Regions from separate parts of the Mus musculus genome. Here region 2 is linked to region 1. Evidence: chromatin loops called from intact Hi-C (ENCODE). Cell type or tissue: gastrocnemius. All regions are shown on one strand. Links, peaks and the distances in the headings refer to the core of each region. The heading gives the core; the rest is flanking DNA.

Region 1 (11,438 bases), core at 1,770-9,769:
AAAACATTTCAATTATGTATTTCCCAGAACTACATCTTGGAGCAACTAATGCAAATGCTACCAACCACAATAAAACTTCTTCCTACATAAAAGCATATAAAACAGGTTGAGCAGCATATACTTTATAGATCATATGCATATTTCGGACTATTAATAAAAAATGCAAAAATCTATGTGTGCTTCACTCTCCGAAGCAATACAGTAATTATGATTAAGGGACACACAGCACAGAAAGAGCCAATTTATCTTCTCCGGTGCTCAGGAATATGCTATTGTGTAACTAAGCAACTAAAGACAAAATATGGTGTAATTAATTCACTCCTATGCTTATTTAAAAGACACAATTAGAACATTTTTATTTTCCAGCTTGCACAGTAGCTCAACATGCTTGAGGCTGTGGAAAGCAAAGCCTAATTCGCAAAGGCAAGAGTTTAATGTTTAAGCCAAGCCAAGGCTTTGGAATTGAACAGTAGAGGATTGGTGGCTTTTCAGGCCTGAGTCATGAGGAAGGAAGATGGGGGAGGGTCAACAGCCGGGCTAGCAACACGTGGCCTCTGCTGTCTGCTTTCTGTGAACATGATTATCCTGTGCATGAGAATCTAGGCTACTGTACCTATACAGTCGCAAAGAGTCTATAGAAAATTCACACCGTCAAACTACCATGCTAGTCTAGAGTGTCAAGTCTCCATCCTTCTGGCTGTGGATGGATACAGGTCGGATGTGAGCTGGATCCCATTGGTCTGACGTCAGCGCCCTCTTTTCAATAATGGCTATCTGCCTGGTTTTCAGTGGGTTTATATGGCGTATATACACGTGTGCATGTGGGCGTTTGCACTTCTCCATATGAGTGTTTGTGTGTGTGTGTGTGTACGCGTGAGTGTGTAGGCCAGATGTTGAATTCAGATGCCCTTCCCAATCATCCTCTACTGTTTGAGATGGGGTCTTCTACTGAGCCCAGAGCTCATCAATTTGTTGGAGTAACTACTCAATAAAGCCCAGGGACACACGGGTCTTCCTGTCCTGGCACTGGGATGACAGGCATGCCTTTTACCCGGATAAATGCTGGGTATCTTAACTCTCAGGTTCTCTGTTACACACTGAGCCACCCCCCAAACTCACAGATTTTGAAACATTAGTGTGATGCTCACTGTCCCGGACTTGCATGGACATGCTCTAAGGGCCAAGGCCTAGGTTCTGATCTATGGAAACACAGTGAGGATTACACTACACCCTCAAAAAGTCCACAGTACTAGGGGACAGATTCTTCCAGAAACAAAGGATCCATGACCACATCTCTTAGAGGCGAAAGAGTCTCCGAGGCAGCAATCGATAAATTTGTTTTAAATACCCTTAAAAGCAGAACCACCAAGGAATCATTAGTTACAATATTATTCTGAGTAGAGGATGGCAAATATCCAACTGCCCTGCTATAAAAAATGACAAGCGAATGCATTTGATTCAAGCAATTATATGCTGGATATCGGGTAAAACGAGACTTTGATAAATGAGCCCGAGTTGTGTGTTACCAGATGCCACTATGAGCAACGGCATGCTTTATTAATAATTAATAACCAAGTATTTACATGCGTGGACTCTTGTACTTCATAAAAAATAACATTTCCTGAGTATGGGCCTGACCGTTTAAATGTCAAGAGAGGTTTTAATTGCCTTCAGTACGGAGTCACTATTAAACCTTGGTTAAGGTCATTCGTCTGAGAAGAGTGCTATCTTTTGTGAACTGCCAACATGACTGAGTTGCGGCTTGACTCTTCTTCTCTCCAGAAGTCTAGGTTTCAGTTTGTCACTACAAAGTCCCTAATTTCAACAAGCTGAGTGTTGCAGATCAAAAAGGTACCCGGATAGACCATCATGGCGGCTCCAGGCTGAACCCTCGGTCTAAATCATTGGCTTTTTTCTTTGGACAAACATCCGTTCACGTATTTTGGCATCCATTGGGGTGATATGGGTTTTAGTAGCAAAGAAGAAAGTGTGAGATGGGGTTCTGAGGTAACCTAACAAATTAGTGACCAACCAACTGGCCACGGTGAATGAAGACAGGCTGCTGGCCAAAAAAAAAAAAAAAAAAGGTATTTAAAAAAAAAGATTTACTTTGTTATTTGGTGTGTGTGTGTGTGTGTGTGTGTGTGTGTGTGTGTGTGTGAGTGCATGGACATCACATGTGTGCAGGAGCCCACCGAGGTTAGAAGAGGGTATCAGATCCCTGACAGCGGGAGTCACATACAGTTGGTGAGCCATCTGACTTGGGTACTGGGAATCAAACCCAGGTTAGCTGCAAGAAGAGTAAGCACTCTGAACGGCTAAACCATTTCTCCAGCCTTCCAAAAGGTATGTCAAAAATATTTTTTCTGAAGTTTAAATTAGGTGTCTGTGTGTGTTTATATATGCAAATACGAGTGAGTGAGTGTGTGGTGCTCTTGGGGGCCAGAAGAGGGTTACAGAGCTCCTAGTTTGGAGTTACAGGTGGCTCAGTTTTTGTAAGATAAACATACGATCTGAAATGACTGAGATATCTTTTCAGCACCCCCATAATGTTTTGATATGATGCTCAGTTGTTCTGAACTCAGTGAACTTCAAAGAAGAGGAGACTCCTGATAAACTAGATTACGGTGCAAAAGGAGAGAACCCTGAGATGGGCCAAGCTAAAGTAAGATGCAAAGCACCACTAACTCATAGGCTCCTGAGATGGGGATTCATGCCGTCAGCACACAGTGGGTGTTCTATATAAATGGGTATGCAGCTCTAGCACACAGTAGGTACTCTGGAAATGTGTGTCGGGCAAATAAGACTCTGAAGATGAAGACCTTGTTTTCTACTTTTCTAGAAAGGTCATGAAACATCCAGAGAGATCTTAGCTCTTTCACAGCTGGAAAATCTGATGATATTTTGTTGACCAGTATCTGTCAGTCAGGGTGGGATAGTCTGTGAGGTCCCCGAAAGGGGCGTTTCCCTTTCACCTCCACTGTGTTTAAGGGCTCAGTACACACTAGGATACATAGATGACAGGTTTTCAAGTTTACTCATGTGATACATCTCCGATTGTGACTGTGTGTACATCTTTGAGCATATTGACCTTGTCTTTTTATTAAGATTGGTCAGCTTCGCAGGGTGTGGTGGCACACGCCTTTAGTCCCAGCACTTGGGAGGCAGAGGCAGGCGGATTTCTGAGTTCGAGGCCAGCCTGGTCTACAGAGCGAGTTTCAGGACAGCCAGGACTACACAGAGAAACCCTGTCTCAAAAAACCAAAAAAAAAAAAAAAAAAAGATTGGTCAGCTTCTGGAGAAAAAGGGCCAGCCTGCCAAGTGCTTTCCAGTCATCTCTTTACTGCCTACAAGGTTAACCCTCAACAAGTAGGTTGTCTTTGATGAACACAATCCAGACAATACCTATATTGCCTGGAGCTTGGATCTCAGCCATTCAAAATATACTTCAATGTAAATTTTATTTATTCACAAAAATGAATGTCCTAGACTCAACATTAATACATGTGCATGCCTGTAAGTGATAAGGACATTATACTGATATTAATTATGTCTATAATATGACATCTTGTTTGGAGCCAAGTAGGAAAGAGGACTAGGATCTGGGGAAATAGCTCATAGGAAGAGCATCAGCTAAACAAGTGTAACTTCTTGAGCTCGATTCCCAACACTGAGGAACTGAAGAATAGAAATGTTCCATCTTCCACATCAACCTTATGGGCCAGAGGTCAGCAGACTTTTTCCATAAATAATCAGGCCAGACAACAAATATATCTACTGTGTCAATCATATGGTAACCATCAAAAGTACTAGCTGTGTTGTTCTAATCAAAGAGTTTCAAATACTATATAAATAAATGACTTTGGCTACGTCCCAATAAAACTTTATTTATAAACTATCAGTGGGCCATATTCAGCCTTCAAGTTTTAGCTAGCCGACCCTTAGCACAGACCAGTTGAGTGGTCTCTGCGCAACACTTTAGTTCTTGTTCTGTACATGGTTAGAGATGTCCCTTCATTTAGTTTAAAAAAAAAAATGAATGACTAGGAATAGACAGTAGCCAGAGTAACTACAGCCATTGGTGGTTAAGTTCCCATGGGTCCTGATTCTAGATGAAAATAGTCACTACCAGCAGAGACTGAGTTTTTCTAAGTCCTGTGCTGGTTGGTCCCCTCTTTGTTTTGGTTTTTGGTTTTTGGTTTTTGGTTTTTGGTTTTTGGTTTTGTTTTTTGGTTTTTTGGTTTTTTTGTTTTGTTTTGTTTTGTTTTGTTGTTTGTTTTTTTGAGAGGGTTTCTCTGTGTAGTCCTGGCTGTCCTGGAACTCACTCGGTAGACCAGGCTGGCCTCGAACTCAGAAATCTGCCTGCCTCTGCCTCCCAAGTGCTGGGATTAAAGGCGTGTGCCACCACGCCCGGCTTTTTTTTTTTTTTTTAAATCATCATCTCTGATTTCCTCAGTAGATTCAAGATCAGCAATTCCATTATACAAATGAAAAAATTGAGTCTTGGGCAAGGCAGAGCACCATTTAAGGACAGCAAGGTAAGTCAAGGAGACTCAGAGATCTCTACAATCACCTTAAGGGCTTTGCAAAAACAAAGACAGCCCAAGGCAGACCATCTAGATTCCAGAACACATCTGCCTGCCCCAGGTATGATCAAATCAGGTAATCCTTTGAAAAATGTTGCCAGTCCAGTCAGTAACATTTTTCAGTAGCAAAATAAAAATTCTTAAGAAATATTCTGTTGTGATGACACAGCTGAGCTCAACACACGTAGAAAAAACAGCCCCAGTGGAAGGAACCAGAACCACCAGGGAGGGATTTGTAGCAAAGTAACCCAGGAGTTGCCAGGAGGACTCAAATTCCAATGAGAAAAGCACATACCAATATTCATGGTAACGATTACAGACAATCACTATTTATCTATCCACTGAGTACCTTTCCACCATATAATAGCTCATTTAGTCCATAAAACAATCCCAGGAAGTCGATACCACATGCCCATATATGGATAAAAATAGCGAGACACAGAATGCTTGAGAAATTCTCCACGGTTATATCATTTGAGCGAGACTGTTGAAAGTCTTCAAAGTCTTGGCTCCAATTCCAACTGTGCTATGCGGCTCTCAGTAGAGCATCTCTGAAGCAGTTTCTAAATGGACCACGACTTTCAGTGTATCCTGGATGATGACAACTATAGACTGTTAGAAATCCTGAAAGCAAGCTGGAGTCTAAAACACCCAGGCGTGCTTGGTCTTGACTCAATGACATCATTAGCTTAACCTTCCCCATTCCTAGTTCCAGGCCATCAACAAACCTTCATGTAAAAACCCAAGCCTGCACATGCATGCATTTGGAAAGCCAACCGCCAATAGATTAAGTACTCAGCAGTTTGAGAATAAGCATGATTAGAGGTTACCCAGTAACAGGACCAGTTACCCACCTACATTGCCATGTCCTTCCCTGAAGAGCTACTGCTCACATGTGCCAATCAAGGGTGGTTACCATGGACACTACCTCCTTGCCCGTGTCTTGCTCTTTCCTCCCATGCTGACTTAAGACAGGATCATCATTAGATCCAACGAAATCCACATAAATGTTACTATGATTTGCCATTGTTTATAAAATTTAAAAAAAGTTCATAATATTCTTACCCTGAGTCCTTCTCATTTTAAGAATTTTAAAATATCTAAAGCGCTTTCCCCTATTATAATGTGTCTTGATTTTCCCCCAAATTTTTCAGTTCTTAGTATTATTCCCATTTTCTGGGAGAAGAAACTGAGGCTCAGATTCTTATAGTTATCTAAGGTCAAACTGAGGCTAAGTTGTAGAATAAAAATGTGCCTCTTCTCTCTCTCTTTCTCACTTTCTCTCTTTCTCCCCCCCCCCCATGTGTGTGAGTGTGAGTGTGAGAGGGAGAGAGAAAGAGAGAGAGAGAGAGAGAGAGAGAGAGAGAGAGAGAGAGAGAGAGAGAGAGAGAGAGAGGTGCATTTGGATGTATGGCATACTAGTGCACCACAGCATGCTTGTGGAAACCAAGAGACAACCTCAAGGGTTAGTTCTTAACATCTACCTTGTCTAAGGTGCTGTTCACTGCTGCGTACTATCTCAAGCTAGGGTTCCTGCTTCCAGTTTATGAGGCTCTGAGGATTTGAACTCTGTTCCTTATGCTTGCCCAGTAGATGCTTCATCCACTGAGCCACCTCAGCCTCCAGTGTACCTCTTTTGCAAGTGCCTTTCCTCACTTCAGGTTACCAGCACTGGCAATGTCTGATGTCACCATCACCCTGGAAACCAATCGATAGCTAATTATTAATAACTATGAAAATATTTTTGCTCTATAGCTTCAGTTAGGATTATTTGAACTACATAGAATAAAATCTTCTAACCCTGAATATCTCCTTTGGGAGTTGATTGAGTAGCCTCGTTTGAAAATGATCAAGGGACTGCCTTTAATGGTGCATGCTTCTAGAATCTACTATGATGTGTTTTCATATTTCAGTAATAGATTTTTACTGAAGGAGGCAAGCTGAAAGTTTAGGAAGGACTGGGTGACACTGGCCACACTTGACAGGCAACATGACTTTGGCATGTTCTTGTCCCCATCTATAAAATGGGTAGGCACAATCCTGTACCACCCAGTCTCCTGCATTGACTGCAAAGATCCATGTGGAATTAAAAAAAAAAAATCTGCTGCAAATCACAGCGAACCACACAGGGACGCTATTTCTAAACTCGCACAATGATCATGTTCCTGCTTTTAGAACTGACGTCTTCCCATTTCAAGAAATCAGAAAAAGGCAGAACGTCTCTTTTCAATAGAGAGTACCCAGAATCCTGGTCGTCCTTCCCAGATAGGTGCCGATGTCAGCTCAATCAGGAAATTATTAACCTCCATTTGGTTACTTAAAATAAACTCTGCTGGCTGATGAAATGTTCTTGAACACCAAGAAAACATTCCCCTGCATTTAGCAACGGCAAAGGCATCCCTCAAAACTATTTAAAATCAATAATAAAAACCATTTCAATGTATATAAACAAGTTAATCGAGTAGGCGAAAACAAAGCAAATTTCTTAATGAGAGGCCCTGTTGCCCCCTCAAGGCGCCTGCAGTAAATGCTGGTCTGTGACTCTCCTCCCCAGGAGCCTGGCTGCTGCTGTTCTGCTAACGTCTGACTTAGGCCAGGGGGGAAATGACATCACCCGGGTGGAAAACCGATCCTGCACCGGGAAACTTTCTACCTGCTTTCCATTTGTCATAATTATTTTGCACAATGCAGCTTCCATTTGCATAATTTTGAGGCGTGTCATTATCTCAATTGAAAATTGTTTTAATATGGCTGAATAACTCACAATGACATCAGCCGAAGTCCTAATGAAATATACAAGTATAATCATACAGCTAATTACCAGCCGTGTTAACATTAAAAAACAAATCATGCATAATATTAGACTATGTATAAGCAGCTGAGGATTATAAATAGAGCCGCCCTCTCTCCACAAACCCCCTAGAGTTTACTTTTAAATGGCAAGATTAATTTTCTGAGGTATGGCTCATACAGTAGATACGAAATGCCTAGATCATTACAACTCCCCATAAGGAACAATTAAAAAGAGATCGTGTGTTTAAAAAACGTATCTATTCATTGTCAACAGTTCTGACAGACAGATGGGATCGTCTGTGGATTTTATTCTTAAATCAGAATTTGCCGTTTAGTTACATCAACAGAAATTAAAGAGGACCTAGTGGGGTCAACTCGGGGTCTTTTAAACAAATATTCCAATTTCAATTAAAAAAAAAAAGAGTGACCACAAATATCCCATAAAACACTGAATGATTTCCTCCTGGGTTTAGTCCGAAGTCTGTTAGGCACCAGCTCTTTTCTGGATATTTAATCCTTCCCTTCTCCAGATCACAGGCCATGTTGAAGTAATAAATTTGAAAAGCAAATAATAAGAAATCAGGAAGGGGGAGGGAGAGAAGGAAGACAGCTGCGCAGCAAAGTTGGGTCGGGGGAGGGGCTTGAGCCCAGGGGGGTGGGGAGGAAGGCGCTCAACCTGTTGGTGGGCTGCAGGGGTCCCACTCTGCATCCACACACCACCTTAGTCAGGCTGCAGGCGGAGCCCGGAAAGCCGAATGCTTACACCCTAGGCTTTTCGGGGAGGGCGGGGGAGGGGTGTGTGCCGGGAGGAGGGCGGAGCTTATTTCCGAAAAGGCAGATTCCTGGGCCGAGGTTCTGACGAACTCCCTTAATTAACCAGCCGCGGACCACTGAGGGGTAATTCGATCCGGGGGAGAGGGAGTGAGCTAGCAAGGCCAAAAGTGCAATCAACTCCATCAGCTCCAGGAATTTCTGCCTGGGCTGGCAGCTCCAGGGCCCCGGAGGAGTTCAGCACCGAACCATTCATTTAACAACAGACCTACCTCGAAAGCTCGCGAGCCTGGCGCCGAGCTAGCTGCCCTCAAAAGTCTCAGTCTGATCACCCTGCTCTGTCTCGGGAGACACAAAGCCTGGCCAGGGGGCCGTGCGCCCTCCCTCCCACCGCGCCCTGGGCGCAGACTCCCCAAAATAGTTCCCGTGTGTGTGTGTGTGTGTGTGTGTGTGTGTGTGTGTGTGTGTGTGTGTGTGTGAGTGTGTGTGTGTAGGGGGGTAACGATCACTCCACCAAGCTCGGCCCTCGGACCCGGGGAGCCCATAGAGGTGCGGTCACACCCGCAGTGACAGAGCCCGAGGGAGGTGGCCTGGTGGCGGCGCCGCAGGGTCCTCCCCGCGTCCATCCCGCGCACAGACTCGCACCTCACCGCAGAGGCCCCTGCACCCAGCCCCACACCCTACTGGAAGACGTCCACTTCGCGTGGAGTCACTGGAAACCAGAACATCAAATGGCTCCGGGAGGAGGGGGAGTGGGCGCGAGATAGTTCTTAATGCCGAACGTGTTTGTGCCGGTTACACGACCGCTTTGAAATCCGCCCGGGCAGATGCGCAAGTTATTTGAATGTATTATCCCAGTACCTGTCATTTATCACTTCAGTCAACACGCCTTTGCCAACTCAATTGCTTTTGATCTCATTCTGCCTCCGTTTCGTAATTTCCGCCCTCTTAAACATATCAAATACTTAAAAGAAAAAAAAAAAACGTGAACAATATCAAAACCCACTAAAAGAAAGCTACCCAGCCCAGGAGCCAGGCATGAAGTAAAAAAATTAAAAAAATTAAAAAGCAAAAAATATGTACATTAAAATATGTATATTAAAGCATGAGATATTAATCTTCAAGAAGAGGTAGCTAAACGAACACACACACACACACACACACACACACACACACACACACACACACCCTGGAACAAAACCCTTCTTGACAAGTTATTTGATCTTGACTAAAATCAGCAGTTGGACGGTCTTTGTAAAGCTGACAGCCAAACTCTGACAATGGTAAAATACTCCAGCCCCAGTTAGTGGCGCTACCCCTTTAAAAAACGAGCGGATCCTGCTCACCGCAGAACTGAATACAGTATTTTCAAGCTTGCCTTATAATACGCATTACTGGAGGGGGGGGGTAGATAATAAAGAAGGAAGAGAGGGAGAGATAGGTTTACCACCTCGCCATGGTCGCTATTTCTGCCCTGGGGAGTGTCTTCGGGGAGGAAATAAAGTTTCGAGCTGGATAAAAGTTGCCGGCTGGTCCTTTCTTCCCACAACAGCTGGAGCTCCGCTATGCAAATCGGATCCTTTGGCGTACATCTTACAAAGAAAAAGTCGCCAAGGGACAAGATTCTTGGTTTGCCTTCAAGGTGGAATTGAAAAGCCTTATAAAAAATATAAGGTCCGTGCAAGCCACACGGTGAGCCGACCCACTGCAGGAGGGGGAGAGAGAGGGAGAGAGAGAGAGAGAAAAAAAAAAGCACCACGTAAATAATGTAGCCATCAAGCACAAATATCTATTCCCAGGCACATTAACACACAAGACTCTCAATACAGACCGGCCCACAGATAGAACGCTGGGTGAAAAAATATTACAAAACCCACTAATTTTCTGCCTCCCTTAAAAAAAAAAAAAGAAAGAAAGAAAAAGAAAAGAAAAGAAAGAAAGAAAGAAAAGAAAAGAAAAAAAAAGCCCTCCGGGTCCCCACCACCCCTCCCCAGTTCCCCATATGAGGCGATAAAATTACATTATGTAGGTATGATCAGCGCAGGGATTTTTAAAAAAAACAATAAAAATGATTTTGGGGGGATGCAGAGGGTAAAAGTTTGGTAAAAAGTTTGTGGGGGGTGTGAGGGGGTGTGAGGGGGTGGGTGAGCTGGGGGGCTGGGGGGTGCCGGGGGGCGCCGGGACCGCAGGAGCGGAGGAGAGCGAAATACCTGGAGTGAGTTGGGCTCCATCTCGACGTTCTGAATTGATTGAACTCAACATTCTCTCCAAACTTGTTGGCTTGAATGGATTGCATCAGGTCCTGGCAGGGGAAAGCATTCTCTGCTTGCAGCCGGCGTGATGTCTCAATATAAAACTAAGCTCTAGCCTCCCCCTCAGCACCAAAATGATTGAAAATATATCCTAATATTTCCTCGAAGACTCAATTTTCATCTCCTGTAAAAAAGATGTGGGTTTGCTGCCAAAGATGGGTTGATCAAATTCGAAATAGGGAGAAGGGCTAAGTCCGACCTCGGCGGGAAGAGAATGGATCAAGGCAAAAAGCAGACAGGAAGATGTAAAAAAAAATTGAAACCCATCCTAAAACCAAGTAATGAGGGTATCTTTCTCTTCTCAGTTCCTCGTGTCTGTGGGTAACGTCGGTTGAGATTTTTGGAGCAGACCAAGTCTCTCGAGCTGCGTTGTGCATCTGACAGGACCTGCTTGTATATGTCTAATATAAAGAACATTTCCTGCAGAGATTCCGGGGCGCCGCTCCTCTTTCTAATGCTCCTTAGCAGATTTGCTGTTATTAGACATGTAGATTTGTTTGATAGTTAAATTACGTTTCCTCACTGCCATGTTTGAGAGAACTAATCTGTTAAATTATCTTCTGATGCCTATTTACACGGAAGGGAAAAGTGGGTTATCGATTATATAAACATATAAATATTAATGCATTTGTTCGCTTCGCAAAAAAAAAATACTCAGCAGGGGGGAAAAAAAGGAAGAAGAAGAGCAGAAAGACAAGTGAGCAGTACACACACGTCTCGTGATTTTGCAACAATATTGAACGGACAGCAACTACATTTAGGGAGAGGAACAATAAACCATGCATGATAAATCAATACATGCGAGCCGCGAGTCTGCTCGGAATATGAATTCGGGCTCTGGGTTCTGCGTGTGCATTCTTTAATTTTGAAGTATATACACTCGTACGTGTTTACAATGCTGATGGACGCCAAGGGCTCTCTCAAATGATAATGTGTTTATATAACCCGGCGCTACAGGAATAATATACCGACTTCT
Region 2 (11,438 bases), core at 2,189-10,188, 100 kb before region 1:
CTTATGTAATACGTAATTTTCTTCGTGTCTCTGGTGTTGGCTTGTGAAATGCCTTTAATTAAAAAAGCTAAAAGCTCTCTAAATCTGGATGGCAGACTCATTTCCAGGGCACTCAGGCATGTTGTCTAATTTTAAAACTCTGACAGGATACATGTAAATTTATGCAAGTTTCACAAAAGTCACAATTTCCTCCTTGAATTCAAGCTAAAGAAACCGCCTGCAGCCCTTTCCAGAGCTGTTTACTTTACTGGAGAGCTCTTTTTTTCTTTTTTTTCCCCCCATTGTGTTGGAGGTAATTATTGTGAAGATATCTCCTGTCAGCTTCCTGTGGATCCAGTCAGAAGGAAGGAGTTAAATTTCCCTGATTATTGATCAAACAGACTCTTTGATCCCCAAGCTAAAACTATGAAACACCACTTGGGGGGAGGGGCTTGAGGATATTATCATGCAAATTATTTTGGTTGACAGTAATTAAGAAATTATATGTTAAGAAAAATCAGTAATTGTTCACATGAGTCATTAATGTGTTTTCGTTCTTTGTAGAATGTTCTGGCACGCCCTTCCTTTCTTGCTTTAAATAAGCGAGGAGGGAACACACAGTATTTGCAGCTCAGCAGAGCACCATATTAATAGAAAGTTTGCTTGGAAGAGCAGCTTTGTGGAACCCCAGACCTGGTTCTTTGCCTTTCTCCATACTGTCCTTCACCCAAGAACTGTCTTTACAAAGCTGGGGTAGGCTGTTTGAGCATCTGAGGCAGGCTCACCCATGAGTGGGGACTGTTCCCCCTCCCCCCCTTCAGAAGGTCATAACCATTGGTCTCAACACTTAGGAAATCTACACAGAAAAAACCTACACACTCAGGGACTCAGAACTAGCCTAGCCACGGGCCATTAAGCAGTTCCAGCTAATTCCATGACTCCCTAGAAACAAATCTTCGCTTGGAACTCAACCTTTGCCAACGTTTGCTTTGGAGAGATTTTTTTTAGATCCACAGGAAAGAGACTCCAAGCGGATGATGGGAGGTTTGAGACAGGCTCCCAGGTGATGGGTACACCTTGGAATGAACTCCAGTTAGCTTATAAATCATTGATCCCTGGAAGAACGCAAATGAAAATCACGCTTTTGTTTTTTTGGTTTTTTTTTTTTTTTTTTGAAAGGCAGCCTCAAGTACTGACATGTGATACATAATAGTCTTAAACCAGTTCTGACATAATATCTCTGGCAGCTCTAATAACCACAAATGATTGCTTTAGTTAAGAACTAGCCAGGAGCAAAATAGAGCCATGTCGTTTGAGCCATAAATACCTCAACAATATTTTATGCCACTTTGTAAAAAGTTAAAGGAGTTTTATAATAATTAACAACAACAACCAAAAAAAAAAAAAACCCACGCCTTGTATGGACACTGTGAAAGCTTATTTCATAGTCCCAAGGCTGCCAGTGTGGTGAATTATGTAGGCACCAGAGAAGCATTAAGGAGAAATAATAGCAACTTAAATGAAGGCTGACGTAATTCATGATAAACAGTCATTGGAAAATATTACAGTGTTGTCTTTCTTTCTTTCTCTCTCTCTTTTTTTTTTTTGAGTGGGTTTAATCAGAAGAGTATGACCATAGTCTAACATAAACCACTTCCCTTTTCCACTGTTAGTAGTTGGAATTCTGGCATTTGCCCTAGCTAGCTGCAAGGTTTTTATTCACCATAATTGCTGAATCCAGACCCTCAACACCTCTGGGGACCTTAACAGTGTCAATTTGGAATTCTGATTGATGGAGGAGCTTCCAAGACAAAGCCCCAAATCTCTGAGCTGCGTGGTTGGTCCAAAAGTGGGGCTGAAATGGGAGGGTGGCATAGCCAGGGTGCTTTAAAGAATACATATCAGCAAGGGTGGCTAAGGACTGCCCACACTGAAGAATGACTCTATTGTCCCTTCTAATAGAATCTGTGAGGTGGTGTCAACCAGCCACCTATCCTGATAAGAGCAAACCTTGGCCCCAGATTGTTCTGGGTGAACTGTAAGTATAGCAACACACAAAGACGTAAACACAGTCACAGCCCAACCTGCCAATCTCATTAATACCGAATGTCACCAGGTCAGGGCCAGAAGGCGTGATCATACCACAGAGTTGTCACAGAGATGGCTAGCTCTGAAGGTGAATTAAAAGTTGTCACCTGCTGTGGAACCCCTGATTAGGAGCAATAGCCCAGGAGAGAGTCTCCCTCAGATATGGGGAGGCAGGACACCATTTAACTCTCCGGTGCTCACCCTATTTCTGGGAGTTTAACGGGAAGACATAATACACGATTATGTCAGCAAGGCCTTCCAGCGTCAAGTTCGTTGAAACGTCTTTAAGTCAAATATTGATTAGCTGTGCCGAGGCAGGAAAGGGAGCCTACAACAGAAAGCAGAAAAATCTTACATTTTCTTCCCACCACTGGCTTCTATCTCAGCCATGAGCTGGCCTTTGCAAAGGCTATTAAGAGCAACTAACGTGATTCTTTTTTTTTTTTTCCTCTTCCTCTACTTTTCTCTGCCAGCCTTGGGATAGAGGTGTTAACGAGCTGGAATAGACTCAAAGACTGGAGAATAGGTCTTCTGGAAGTTGACAGCTTGGGTGATCCTACACAGAGGGGCCTCTGTCCCAGATGACCAGGCACTAAGTGCCATCTTTGGATGATGACTTACAATAGCCAATATATAGCAGAGCATACTATTTTAGACATGGAATCCTTCCTCCCACCCCATTGAATCTATTTAAATCATTTCAGAGGTCAACTATCTAGCCACTCCTTTAAAACTATTTCAAAATAAGATGGATGGCTTTCTCTGACATTACCACTCATAAAAATGTATTTTATCTCCTCTTAGCACAACAAGCCTTCCTTTCTTGAAATAGCTCATCTTGAGCGCTATCAGTGCGTTTCGCTCTGTGCACAAATATTTTGTGTATTACAATGAGCAGCAGAATGCAAAGCTTGCAAATACTTATTTTTAGACATATGGGAAAAAAGGCAGTGCGAGCTAAAAATAAAGAATGAAGCAGTCACTTATCAGTGATGCCATTGGACATGCAAACGCTTCCGCCATTGGGCTTTTTCTCCACATGCTGTGGATCACAGCAAGAAACATCACTCTGAGCACACACACACACATGCGCGTACATGCACACACACATACCACATCACATACTACACACTACACACACACACACACACACACACACACACACACACACACACACAAGAAAATATTATTTCACAGCCGAAAACATCCAATCACTAAAAACAACATCTGGGTGTCATTAATAACTTACTCTACAGTTGAACCAGCCAAATAATCTGTAGCCTGACTCAGAACTTCTGAGTTTCTATTTTTGAAAGGAGGTGGGATCAGGGAAAGAACCGAACAGCATGCCTTACTTTTGCAAACGTACACGCCCTGGGCAGTTTCTGAATTTCTAGAAACGTGTGCACACATACTAACCAGCATGCGTACACAGGAAATGCAGGCTGTTTTATGTTATATGATTATTGCCACTACCCTTGACCCAGAGTCCTGCTGTTGTTTGGAGGAAGTTTCTACTGTAATATTGAGTTTGCTCTTTCCCCTCAGAGCCTTTGTGTATAATTAGGCATACTTTGTAGACTGGTGAGAATCTGGCCATAAGTAACATCTGAGAGATGAAGCTTCCATTTCAAACTTCCACAAAGCCTTTTGTATATAGCCTCTTAACACGTTTAGAGAATAGGCACACTGTTCAAACAGTCCAGCCCTGAGATAAAAGAGCTAACGATGTGCCTGCCGTACAATCCACCTCTCTAAAACACCCTAAATATTTATACTAACGGGAGTTGAAAATAGTATCAAGGAAAATGCCAAAATATTTCTACATGTTATTGGTAACAGTCGCTGGGAAGACAGATGCCAAAATCCAGCATGGTTCTAATTCACTGGGTCCTGTCACATGGCCTGTCCTAAGCTTGGTGAAATGTCAACCAACTTATGAACTGCAGAAAATTGTCTTTGGGGTAAGCTATATTTACAGTCCCCTCCCCCCTTTAAGTGCCTCTAGCAGGTCACCGAACAAGATACTGAATTTCAATGCACATTTTCCCCCCTTTGTCTCTAGAGTCAATGATGCAACAATCAATGGGTTTCATCCTTACATTTACAATGATACAATTACAATGCAATTGTATCAGCCAGATGGTACATGTAACAATGATGTCTCTACAGGAAGAGGTGTTAGGATCAATGAACCATAACACTCCATTGGTCTACATGAGAGGGCTGATGCCTCCCCTCAGTCCCCAGGATAGAACAGAGAATAAATATTATCAGTCCTATGGACCACACTAAGTCAGCCATCCTTGAGGGAAAACAACAACAACAACAACAACAACAACAACAACATATAAGCCCTTAAGTATGGTTATGTCTCAACATGAAGCTGCAAGCAAACTGGACCAGACCATGGGTGTGAGTTTTTCCCTCATGTACTGACCCCTCAGCACACAGGGGGTGGATCTCAGTGAATGGAAGACGTCCTATCATCCTCTCATCTTCCAACTTAGCCTCTCACCTCCAACAGGTGCTCAGCTGTCAGAGGAGGGTAAGAGAAAGATAGATCAGGTTTGAAGTCAGAAGAAGGGATGCAGGTTCATATGAAGAACACCTCTGGCTTCCCTATATGGGTGTAAGTCAGGTTCTCGAACTCACTGTTTAATGAATGAGAGTAGTTAGCAGACTACTAAAAGGAACAGGATAGCATGAATCCCAGCACCCAGTTTATTAGCATGTGGAATGACTTCCTTCAACAACACTGTCTGTTTGTTTCTCTCTCTCTAAGACTGCTGGGAAAATCAATGGAGGTAATGAGCACAGTAGGTGCTCATTAAAGGTAATGGCCACAGTAGGTACTCAACTAAAGGTTAAGTAAGGTTGGGTTTGCTAAGTGTTCAGCTAATTAAATACACACCATTTCTTAGGCAGACACCACACAAACTTTATTAAGCCTATACCTCAGTTCCTGACATGTGTTAAACTTTCAATAAGAGGTATGAGATACTGTCATTATCATTCTGTTTTAATTAATCAGAATTCTCAGGAAATGAGCCAACCAATCTAATGGTGTTGAGATTTTATGGAGAGTTATTAGAAAGGCCTGTTGTTGTTTCACCAATAGCAAGCAGGTGTGTGAGGTATGGAAGATCAGGGGTTTATCATCTTGGGTGTCATACACTCCTTCAGTTATGAAAAGATCACCCAGGATGGTCTACATTTGCTTGTTGCATTAATTTCTGCAAATAACCTTGTTCAAAGCCATTATTGTAATAATTATGCTGGCATGAATATTTTTAGGAGATGACTTGAAGCTTCTATCAGAGTCTCAGAAGGACTTCAAAACCATTAAAAACATGTCTAACATTTCATTCTCTAGATGAGATATGGAGATGTAAAATAGCAAACGGAGTTGATCAGGCTCCTTGTTTGGTACCTTCATATTGAATATACAGAGAAGTGTCCTCTCTGGTCCATTGTAGCTTTTTCTAAACTTCTCGGTAATTACAAACATAGTTTTGAGGTCTCCATGGTCATGGCTCTAAAAGTGTACCCAGGGAAAAAAATCTTATAATAGCCAGAAACTGGAAACAACCCAGATGTCCCTCAACAGAGGGATAAATACAGAAAATGTGGTACATTTACACAATGGAGTATAACTCAGCCATTAAAAACAGACTTCATGAAATTCACAGGCAAATGGATGGAACTTAAGAATATCATCCTGAGTGAGGTGACTCAGTCACAAAGAAACAAACATGGCACATACTCACTGATTAGTGGATATTAGCCCAAAAGTTCAGAATACCCAAGATACAGTTCACAGACTATATGAAACCTAAGAAGAAAGAAGACCAAAATGTGGATGCTTCGGTGCTTCTTAGAAGGGTGAACAAAATATGCACAGGAGGGAATATGGAGACAAAGTGTGGAGCAGAGACTGAAGGAAAAGTCACCCAAAGACTGCCCCATCTGGGGATCCATTCCATATACAGCCACCAAAGCCAGATACTATTGTGGATGCCGGGAAGTGCTTGCTGACAGGAGCCCGATATGGCTGTCTCCTGAGAGGCAGAACCTGACAAATATAGAGGAGGAAACTTGCAGCCAACCATTGGACTGAGCTCAGAGATCAACGAAGGAGATGGAGAAGGCACTGAAGGAGCTGAGGGGGTTTGCAACCCCATGGAGGGAGCAACAGTGTCAACAGGCCAGACCCCTCCAGAGCTCCCAGGGACTGGACCACCAACCAAAGTGTACACATGGAGCAACCTATGGCGCTGGCCACATATGTGGCAGAAGATGGCCTTGTTGGACATCAGTGGGAGGAGAGGCCCTCAGGCCTGAGGGTGATCAATGCCCCAGTGTAGGGGAATTCCAGGGTGGGAGGATGGGAGTGGTTGAGTGGGGAGCAGGGGGAGGGGAATGGGATAGAGGGTTTATGAAGGGGAGATCTGGAAAGGGGAAAACATTTGAAATGTAAATAAAGAAAATATCCAAGAAAATAAAACGTTTAACGGAACCTGTAGCTGCTAAATGAACTCTTCCAGTTTCTACTGCCACATTCTACCCAATGCCCATTCTCACCAAAACTGCACCTCTTCCGTGTCTCCGTGTCTCCGACCAGGGGCCAGTTAGGAAGGAGGTGATGGCTTTGTCAGCTCTGTTCTCTGTTCCCTTTGCGAACAGAGAGCCCTAGCTGTTTCTACAGGGATGCCGCGGTCTTAAGCAGGGAGAGGATGTGATGAAAGTGTTAGCCACAAGGGGGACGTAAGTTTGTCGAGTTGGTAGGAGAAACACTGTGGGAGTTTCCTCAAAAAAGTTAAAAACAGGACTGTGGTGGAGTCCATCAGTCCCATTACTGGGTCTATCCAAAGAAAATCGAGTCATTAACACACTCCCAGGCTCCCTGTTATATTATGTATGATACATAAGCAATACCTGTCAATGACAACCAGCTGGCGGATGGATAATGGAAAGTGCGGTGTGTGTACATAAACATGAGAATACTAATCGACTTTAAAAACCAAGAAAGTCCTCTCATTTGCAGCAACATGGATGAACTTGGAGGAAATTGAGCTAAATGAAAAAAACACAATCAGATGGTGTCACCACTTATTGGCAGAATCTAACAAAACTAGGTGAAGAAATGCCGAGTAGGATGATGGGGACCAAGGATGGATGGATGGGAAGCTAGGAGATACAGATCAACACAGAATTTCAATCAGATGGGAGGACCATGCCCAAGAGACCTATCACAGACACGCTGGCTATGAAGACTGTTCTTTCATTGCTGAAACTTGTTGAGGGTAGATAGCTATGTTCTTGTCATGAAAAAAAAATTAAGTGTACAAGGAAATGCATATGTTAATGTGCCTTAGCTCTTCCATAATGCCTATTTTCAAAACAGCACTTTGCTCACGATAACTACATCGCAGGCATATTGCGCTTTGACGTGTAAAACATTTTGGTACCAAGATATTACTCATCCAAATTCTGAGAGTTCAAAGATAAACTCTCAAGAACCACAGGTCTAGTAGGTGCCCTAGCATGTGGGGGTCTCAACCTGTGGGTCTCGACCCCAATGGATGTTGGACAACCCTTTCACAAGAGTCCCCTAAGATCTTTGGAAAGCACAGACATTATAGTTATGAAGTAGCAACAAAAGCAGTTTTATGGTTGGGGGTCAGCACAACACCGAGGCAGTGCATTTGAGGGTTGAAAGCCGCCATTCTAAGAGACATGATCGCTTTTTGCCTGCACTCATTTTCTTGTCCAAGGTTATAGCCACACAAAACCCAAACCCATAGCTGAGTAGCTGACATCTATGCCTTTGCTTATGGGAAAGTAACCCTGGCAGTAGAAATCCTGAGGGTCTCTCCGGAGGAAGTCATCTCAATGTTGACGTTTTTATGCTTAAAGATAATCAGGACAGTGTTAAGTGCACATAACACGTCGTAATACTACCAAAGCCACAGAGGAAGGGATCGAAACTTCAAATAGAAAGGTCATGTGAACTTCAATAAACTCATTTTACACAATATTGAACGACCATTAAAATGGTACTCACCAAGTGTTTAACGCGGCGAATGTTTATTTTATAATAAGGAAAACTTAAAGATGGCAAAATGGGATACAGGATGTTCTCAAGTTACTGGAAATACTTCCAACCCCCACCACCCCAACCAAAGAACCAAAACAAAAGAAAACTCTATACACAAATGGTGACATCTGGGGGCTATTGATGACTTTTGGGAAGCGGGATTGAGATACTGATGGGATCGTAAATGACATTTATAAAGGCAAGAACGTGGGAGCTTTGATGAGTCAGAATCCAGCCTGACCACTTCTTAACTTTTCTTAACTGGCGTCTTCCCCCACTTTGAAGGGCTTAGTGGGAGTTTCCTTAGAGTGAAGCTGTACGGATTAGGTCATCAGATACGTGGAGAGGCCTTAGCATAGAGACCCGCATATGGTGCGTACTCACAGAGGACTGGCAACTGTTGTTATTATGTTAGTTCTTTCTCATAATAGAAATAGTTTTCCGTAGTGAGGAAAAACAGTTTGAAAGGTGTCTAAGCTGTTTTCCTCTCTTTTTCTTTTCCTCACTAAGTTATTATGATATGGAGATGAGAGAAAGGGGGGCTATCTGTTAGGGGGGAACTCTGGTTTGCTCCGTAAGATATGGCCACTGTGTTGACCATGGCGTGCCCTCAAACCCTGAGGCGAGAGTTGGGGCTGACATTAAGGGTACAGGCTGAAGTTAGATATGGTGGCTCACAGGTAAAATCCTAGCACTGAAGTTAAGACCAGAGAATTACTAGTTCAAGGCTAGTGTGGGTTTCATAGTAATACCCTGTCAAAACAGACAAGAGCACACTGCCAGTGCTGGGAAAGGACAGGGTCTCTAAACATCATTGCAAACAGACAACCCTCAGTGAAAGACAGCAGTCAACTTGTGGAGAACACTTCTGGGCTTTGAGAAGATAAATAAATGCTGAGGGGGAGGGAAATCCCTTAGAGCCAACATTTTCCCTTGAGAATTCAGTCCACCAGGAGCTTAAGTTGAAAGAGGGAGGTCCATAAATACTTGACTTATCTAAGAAAGGAGATAAGAATGAATGGAGGTCTGAAACCATCTGGAATCCAGTAGTGATTTCTCTATCATTTCAACAAACATGTTGTTCCAAACACAGTAGACTTGATTCTAACTCTTTGGAGGACCTTAGAATCCAACGGGGGAAAAAGACACGTAAGCCTGATAATTTTAACAAGCCAAACGTTTAATGGGAGTGGGTGGCCCAAGGAGATGGTTTTTGACATGGGTAAAGCCATGCACTACCACACTCAGTTCCACATGGTCCCAGAACCTACATGGTACAAGGAGAAAGGGCTTCTTGATAGTTGTCCTCTGACCGCGCACTTGGGTAGGGGCATGTGTACGCCTTTCCACAAGTCAATATGTAGTGTTTTATTTTTAACAAAGAGGGGAGTGGGCTCTCAAGCGCTGTTTGATCCCCAGTACTCAAGTAAGAAGCTAAGGAGAATGGTGTGCTCTTACGATTCTACAGCTGGGGGTCCGGGGTGGAGACAGGTGGACCCCTGGAGTTCACTAGTCCACCAGCCTAGCCGACTGTGAGCAACCTATGTCAAGAAGAGACGCTCTCTCAGAAAATACGGTGCGTGGCTCCTGAAGAACAATTGAGGTTTGCTTCAGGTCTTCACATGCATGTACACGGCACAGACACAGAGGTACGTCTGTACTCATGCGCACACAGTGGGGGCACTCAAATTAAAACTAAAAAGCATTGGGAAAGTGTTGAGTAACAAGGAACAGAGGACATAGAGTACAATGATAGAAATAATTACTCTGAAGTCATTGGAATCCTCCCTTTGAGGAGGCAGTACACCAAGAGAGCCAATTAACCCAGCAGCCTCCCTCCCATCCTTTCTTAGAGATCTGAGGAAGGACCCAAGTTAGTAAGAAGCAGGTCAGGGTTTCTTGTAAGAGGCCTCTCAGAGGCCTTAACCACAATGGGGTCTCAGAGAGAGACTCAGGAGGCACATGTTCTTCTCAGGGGAAGACGACATCTTTTAGTGGGAAAAGTTTGCTTGTGGGGGATGCTTTTAGATGTGACTAAAAGCTAAAAGCAGTAGAGAAAACAACTCTTTGAGCTTCAAGTCTAGTGTCCTTTCCAGTTCCTCCTCTGCAACAGCATCTATCCAGGTCCCATTAGAGATCCGCCTCCCCAAGAGGCTACATGAACACCAGAGGCCCTGCTTCAGGTATCTGTGGATCTGATAGAAGGTCTTCCATTTACCCAGCAGAATATCTTGCAAAGGTTGCTTGCTGTCTGGTCAAAAGTTTCCACTCAGCCAACTTTGCTCATGTCATCTCCTTTGGCCCTCAAAGGAAGAGTCTCTTCACAATTCTTGTTCTATAGCCAAAATGTGTTGGCAGACATGTGTGTGTGTGTGTGTGTGTGTGTGAGTGTGTGTGTGTGCATGTGTGTTGAGGGTGAACAGGCCTGAGTGTGGGTGTTGGCTGGGGCTGACTGGACAGGAGACTCCATGTTATCGGTCTGTGTGCCGGTTGAGAATGGTCAACAAAGCTACGTCAGTACTGGGTCTGTGACCCTGTGAAAATTGCTCAGTCTCTGAGGCCACTCAGAGGTAGAATGTGAGTCTAACAAGGGGATCCAAAGCAGTATTTGCAGTGAGCCATCACTCTGTGTCTCACGTGACATAACCTAAGTTTTAAATGCTTTGCGAATAGAGCCTGGTATCCCACCAATGCCCAGAGTTTTGCTTTGAACCCAGCTGGTGCTCAGTGAGAGAATGGATGAGCAACAAGGACCCAGAGAACACCCTGGGTTTTTTGTTTTTTGTTTTTTCTGTCCATCTTGCCTGTTCTCCAGTCCTCCAAGACGACCACTGGAAAGCAATGGAGACTGTGAGAGAAAAATGGCTGTTTGGGAAGCTGTTTCTGTGCAGCTTCTAAAGAGAGTAGAGAGCCCAGATAGAGGAACTGTGGCCCAGCCAGCCACCAATGAGAAGGCAGCCTGAATAGGCAAACCCAAGCGGCCCCTGTCCAAAAGCTTGAAGACTCTGTCTCCTTCCAAAAGTCCCCATTACCAAATCATGGCAAGCTAAATTTAATTTTAAAAGGGGAAATGATTTATGTGCTGTAGGAATAAAGAATCGATGGAAGCAGAAAGCTTACATGCATTTTCTTCATTTCTTTCTTTCTTTCTTTCTTTCTTTCTTTCTTTCTTTCTTTCTTTCTTTCTTTCTTTCTTTCTTTCTTTCTCTCTCTCTCTCTCTCTCTCTCTCTCTCTCTCTCTCTCTCTCTCTCTCTCTCTCTTTCTTTCTTT

Evidence for each region. Hi-C counts contacts between places; a loop is a spot of excess contacts. Peaks named below come from ENCODE experiments on the same cell type or tissue, not always from the same donor. Only the 100,000 strongest peaks of a DNase experiment are listed, where the experiment ranks them.
Region 2: it touches region 1 in a loop (2.1-fold over the local background); 19 of 42 quality-filtered maps call a loop at or near these places.

What each region holds. Positions count from the first base shown.
Region 1 is chr10:68,268,330-68,279,767 of GRCm38, forward strand. Arid5b (AT rich interactive domain 5B (MRF1-like)) reads right to left here and starts at 10,397. Exons shown (of 10, transcript NM_023598.2): 1 at 10,361-10,397; 2 at 9,601-9,855. The coding sequence starts at 10,381. In gastrocnemius, for the core only: CTCF peaks have their summits at 6,700, 6,935 and 7,134; DNase peaks (open chromatin) are centred at 7,140, 8,234, 8,426, 8,766 and 2 more places; H3K4me3 peaks cover 3,090 bases; H3K27ac peaks cover 3,389 bases.
Region 2 is chr10:68,165,365-68,176,802 of GRCm38, forward strand. The region is part of intron 4 of Arid5b (AT rich interactive domain 5B (MRF1-like)); the gene reads right to left. The region is part of intron 1 of Gm51770 (a long non-coding RNA gene); the gene reads left to right. Among named protein-coding and RNA genes, the nearest start is that of Gm51770, 20 kb to the left of the region's middle. In gastrocnemius, for the core only: a CTCF peak has its summit at 6,824 (motif pointing right); no DNase peak of the experiment used is centred there; H3K4me3 peaks cover 714 bases; H3K27ac peaks cover 1,845 bases.